Regions from separate parts of the Homo sapiens genome. Here region 1 is linked to region 2. Evidence: chromatin loops called from intact Hi-C (ENCODE). Cell type or tissue: CD4-positive, alpha-beta T cell. All regions are shown on one strand. Each heading gives the region's core, and the rest is flanking DNA. Links, peaks and the distances in the headings are about the cores only.

Region 1 (2,928 bases), core at 224-2,723, 55 kb after region 2:
AAAGGGAAGCCATCCAGAACAACCTAGTCATTAGAAGACTGCCATTTCTTTTCTTTCTTTCTTTTTTTTTTTTTGAGACTGAGTCTCACTCTGTCGCCCAGGCTGGAGTCCAGTGGTGCTATCTCGGCTCATTGCAAGCTCCGCCTCCTGGGTTCACGCCGTTCTCCTGCCTCAGCCTCCCGAGTAGCTGGGACTACAGGCGCCTGCCACCACGCCCGGCTAATTTTTTTGTATTTTTAGTAGAGACGGGGTTTCACCGTGTTAGCCAGGATGGTCTCAATCTCCTGACCTCGTGATTCACCCGCCTCAGCCTCCCAAAGTGCTGGGATTACAGGCGTGAGCCACTGTGCCCAGCTAAGACTGCCATTTCTTATCATTGACTTCAGTAGAAATTCAGAGAAACAACTTTGAAGAGACATAATTTCTACTGAAATTACAAATTTGTCGATGTAGATAATAACGTATTAATAATTCTGTGAAATGGAATCTCAGCTTTCTCCCGGCTATTCAAATCTACTTCATTCACCCTGTGTGTAACAGGCATTATTTCCTGAATTAAGGTCACTTATGGAAAAAGGAAAATAGTAATTTTCAGGTCAATTTTAAGTAGATTCTCTAAAACTATCACCTCAGGGCTTATTAGTGCTCTTTTTTCAGGACTAAGCCTTATTGGTTGGTGTGCTAACTGGAGCTATGAGGAATATATTACAGCAGGTTTAGTTCTTATGTCTGTTCATCTGTGTCATAATTGCCTCCTACCATCAAGTCATTAGCAAAATACTTCAATTTCTCCCTTTAGAAGAGACTTAAAAAAAAGCTTCACTATATATCCACAAAAATTAAATTTAAGTTTGAATTTTAGGCACGTTCTCACAAGCAAAACTGAATTAACCTAAGCATATATTCCTATTTATGGGCAGCAGAGATAAGCAATTAATACCAACATTATGATTAGAAACAGACTATAGAATAATAATGCTGTCTTTGATCAGCATGCCAATACCAACTACTGTCTGTACATAAAACTCACTATCCACAATTATCCTTGATAATAAATACATAGAAAATTTGGCTTTAGACAGAAGTTTCAAACACGATGACCCTCTGTGGGAAGTCTAAACTGAATCTAAATCCTATTTATTCCCCATACTTATTCCCTTTTGGAAACTCAGAGGAATAGTCCCCAAAAAAGTTCAAAGTAAGGGAAAAAAATTCTGTAAAGTATACAAATCAGGCTAACAGTGTGACCACTCTACTTACATATTGAGTTCTTTTGTGCTCAGCAGATTTGTCCTCCATGGCCCCCACTGCTGCTGGGGTGCTTCTATCCCCTCCAGGAATGTTCATTTGTTTGGGGCCTTGGGCATCCATCTCACAGGGAAGTTTGACATCTCCTACTCCCAGAGCTTCGCTCTTATATTTCTTCACAAACTGCTCCATCTCCTTCACCTCTCTGGGAGACAACTCATGGCACTTTGAAGGGTCCTGGTCATGTGCAGGGAGCTGCTTTGCCAGCTGCTTCTTCCGGTACTGTGCCCCCTCTGAGCCTGCTACTGGCTGCTTTTCCTTGGGTAGCATCTGCATGTACTGCCTGGCCTGAACCACAAGGAGGCCAATGTTAACTGGGATTGGCCATTAGGCAGTGTGATGTTTCATAACACACATCAGAAGCAAGTTACTTAAGAAAGAAGTGGGTTCTATCCAATAGCAGCAACTCACCCTCACAGTATATTAAGAAGTTAAAACTCAAAAACGGTACACTAAATAGATTTAGTTGGGTAAAAAGTAACACTTTCTCTCCATGAAATTATATATTTTTTCAGTTTGTAAGATCTGAGTTACTACTGTTTACTTAAGCTAAATAAACAAATGTACAATTGAAAGAAAACATAAACTTTTAGGCAGACATGTTTGGAATGGTCTGTAGGACCAGGAACATTTTTATTACATAAAAAATGATATCGCAAAATTCACTTTAATGATTTAACTAACCTTAAAAGACTTCCAAATGTTTCATTTGGTTGTTATAATAGTGGAAGGAGCTTGATATAAAACTGTGATCTTTTTGGTCTTATATAGTATTAATAAAGGAAATGAAAAAAACACAAAGATAATGTTGAATATTTTTTTCAGTTCTAAACTATGACAAAAATTCTCTTCTTTACCATCTTAAGATAAATCCTCTCAAGACTAAGCTAGAAGAGTTACTAGATTGATATAAAACATCTGATTTCCATCTAATTATTAAGAACGTTAGACCATTCCCTCAAAAAGGTAAACATATCTAGGGAGTTGGAAAAATTTTATGAAGTATCTAGTCTTACATTCAAAAGACTAGAACAGGAATCAGAAGTCAAAGTAATGAGAACCCCGGAAGAATAACAGATCTGGGATGTGTGAAGTTGATTAGGTCATCAAAGAAACTGCCCCAAATAAATACTCCAGGAACTTCAATAAAGAAACTCTCTGTTCCATATCATTTACCAATGCTTGATTCTGGACAGGAGGAGCCCACTCATAGGTAACTGTATTGATGGAGACATTCTTCTTGGCAGCAACTGGATTCGTCAATATCATAACATTGCGTTTATACATGGGAATTCCATCTGACTTTAGTTTTGCAATCAGAGTGGTATACTTGGTGTCTTCAAAAAGTTTTCCCACTTTTCGATCCTCTTCATTGCTCAAGAGGACATCATGCTCTTCTTGGCCACACTTGCAGTTACGACATATTTTTCTATAATTTTGAAAATAAGTAGAAAATGATTAATTGTACCTAATTGATATTTATGTTCATACATTTATAGTTCATAAAATACTTTTAGGCCTATTCTATATCATGGTATGCAAAGGCAAGTCCTTTTTTAGGAGGGAGAATAAGTATCCATATATTTAAGCAAGAAGGAAACAAAACACGACTTTGCTTGA
Region 2 (2,928 bases), core at 281-2,780:
GTATACTATTGTTTGGTAACTTGGCAAGAGTGTCAGGACAAAAGCCTATAGCTACCCACTCACAAGGAGGCTTCTTAGATGCTCAGTGGTGGGAGTAAGATAGGACGAAGGTGTGAGCCAATTGCCTGAATGAAAAGGGTATACTGTGTTACTATCAGTCATAGTTGCAGAGTTTTAAAGAAAGGTTTAAAGCACCACAAAGCCCTTTGAGTTTTGAGCTATTGCTGGTAGTACTGGAATGAACAATTTTGTTCTATTAAGTGCTTACGCTTCACCCCAAGCACAGTAGTCTGTCTATTCCCAGTTTCATCTGGCTATTATGTGCTCAGAAATACTAACATCATATTTACAGTTGATTTGTAAGCTTCTGAAATTCTCTTTCACTGCCTGCCCTGATTGCCCAATCACCTCTGCCCTTGATCATGGTCTGCTTCTACTAACACAACATCTGCCTCCCTGGGGTGGTCTGCTCCAGGTCTGAGTCTTTCGGCAAATATTTATTAAACAAGTGCAAGAACCCAGACCCTTTGCTGGTTGCTAAGGACGCAGAGTTAAATAACAAGAGTCCTTCCCTTTTAGTTACCCATAGTCTAGTGATATTAAACAAAGATCTACTTTCTCTTGACAAATTCCTTAATAATGAGAAGGTTAAAAATAAAAGTTTTAGTAATTAAATGAAGCAAAGAAAAAGCAGAAGACAAAAAAAGATGAGACAGCGTAAGATGAGAAGAGCCTTTGCTATTCTGGCTGTTCTCACAGGTTATTTCCTAACTGAAAGGCTCCTCTCCTTTCAGAAGTTTGGCTTCTCCACCTACTGCTTCAATGCTATTGTTCTAAAAATACAAATTATTTCTTCCCCGTTCATGCTCTTTTCTTAGCAAAAACATCCCAATTACAAGCCCTCAAAGGAGGCAGCTCCATTATTATAGGGGCCATGACAACAACCAATTGCACCAGAAGTGGAAAAGTGATGCAATTCAGGTTCATCGGAATGCAGGATCTTGGGAATTTGACATTGACACACCTATGTCAGGTAACAGTGATGAGCTCACAATGAGGTCATGTAGAGTCCAAGCTGAAATCAAAGCCATAGTGGGCCCAAACCACATGAAAACTAAAATAGTGAGGGAAGCAGAGGGACTGAGATGGAGAATCTTAATCTTCAAAGCAAGGAAAAATAAGAGGAAGGGGTGTAGGGAGAAGAGAGAGAAAGGGAGAGAGAGAGAGAGAGAGACAGAGAGAAGAGAGAGACACACAGAGAGATGTTCATATGAAATGCAAAGCAATGGAAAGGCATTAGATTAGGAATCATGGTTTCAATTGTCAGCTTTTCCTTGACTTTCACAGATCATTTTTTCCTTTGTGCTCTAAGTCCTCTTGAAGGGCACTTGGAAGAAAATAAAATTTCGGCCATGGAATGGAAATCTAGCTATAGGTTTCTACTTATATTTCTGAGCACAAAATAAATCCACATTTCATGGAATTAACTTGGAGAATTTCCACATTGTATATGAGATCTGATCCTCCTAGAAATATTAAAAATTATTCTGGATGGATCAGAGTACTTACTAATGTGTAAACTGGTCAAGTTGCTCAACATCTCTAAGCCACCATTTCTTCATCTATAGAATGGGCATAAAAATATATTGTAAGGTTTCTGTAAGGATTAAGTGAAATAACATATGTAAAGTGCTTATCAGTGCCTGGCACTTGGTAAAGCACACTATAAATGCCAATCATTATTGGTAGTGACATTTCTAATAATGGTGTTATCAATATTATTTTTATAATCAAGTTCACTTTCACTGTCATTTCTTTACATCTTTCCTGTTTCCTGATACTTCCTGACCCCCAGCCTCCTATGGCTGATGACAGACATCTGTATCAGCTCTTTCACAGTGTCTATGCTCTGAAATTACCGGTTTTTCAATCATTTTACCTTTTCTTATTCCTCTAACCAACAACCCTATGCCCCCATCAACAATACCATTGTCTACGACTTCAACTATAACCTAAAATAGAAGCAATCCAACTAAAGGGCATAATTAATGTTAAAGCTCAAATATCTGAACTACTCAGGAGTATTGGCCTCTTTCAAATAATACTTGTTAAACCTTAAGCTGGAAAAATTTCAGAAAGTATAAATAATACATTTTTTTCTGCAAGACTTCTTAAAAACAGGAAAAGGCCAGAAAAGACTAAATCTGAATTGTTTTTAAAAATGAATTAAAATACATGTAATAGGCCATTTTACAGTAATTGATTTCTAATATTTATGAGCAATGCAATGCTCTGGGCTAGAAAATTTAACAGTTCTTGAAACTTAACTATTTCAGCTCTAAAACTTAAAAAAATAAAGTGGAGAGGAGCACTCCATTGTATTTTCTTGCAATCCTTTCTAAATTGCCACATGGGTAGGGAGGAGGTATTTTGAAAGAATGGAAAGATATAAAATATGTAGCCCCATTAGAAACAGAATTACATTCTGATTCTGACATTTATTTGCCTAGTGGCCGTAAGCAAAGTCTTTTACTGTCAGCTCCTCATGTTTTGAAATAGTGACAATATTATCTATTCAATGTAATATTTTTATTAGCATTTTGTATTTTATTATGGATATACAGACTGGCAAATACAACAGAAGTTAACTGTCATTTATTCAAGCAGTCAACTATGATAATATTGAAAGTAAACATATCTGGTAATTTGTTAGAATCTCTTTGATTAGACCAGATACAATGTAACTACATTCTACCTTCTTGAGTTCCAAGATGCTTTGTGATATTTGTGTGTAATATAGTACCAGAAATGTATCCTATATTTAATAAATGCTTACGATTTATGGATGTCGACCCAATGATTTCTTTATTTATTAGTAGCATTTATAATCTAGCACCTTTGTCAATGGGTAAGAACTTTTTTACTATA

What was found. A loop is a pair of places that touch in the nucleus more often than their neighbours do. Peaks named below come from ENCODE experiments on the same cell type or tissue, not always from the same donor. Only the 100,000 strongest peaks of a DNase experiment are listed, where the experiment ranks them.
Region 1: it touches region 2 in a loop (4-fold over the local background); 3 of 110 quality-filtered maps call a loop at or near these places.

Annotation. Positions count from the first base shown.
Region 1 is chr7:116,248,829-116,251,756 of GRCh38, reverse strand. TES (testin LIM domain protein) reads right to left here. Exons shown (of 7, transcript NM_015641.4): 3 at 2,485-2,737; 4 at 1,261-1,596. The region is part of intron 1 of LOC124901730 (a long non-coding RNA gene); the gene reads left to right. Among named protein-coding and RNA genes, the nearest start is that of TES, 40 kb to the right of the region's middle. In CD4-positive, alpha-beta T cell, for the core only: no CTCF peak of the experiment used is centred there; a DNase peak (open chromatin) is centred at 1,606.
Region 2 is chr7:116,303,764-116,306,691 of GRCh38, reverse strand. All of the region lies in intron 3 of LOC105375463 (a long non-coding RNA gene), which reads right to left. Among named protein-coding and RNA genes, the nearest start is that of TES, 95 kb to the right of the region's middle. In CD4-positive, alpha-beta T cell, for the core only: no CTCF peak of the experiment used is centred there; no DNase peak of the experiment used is centred there.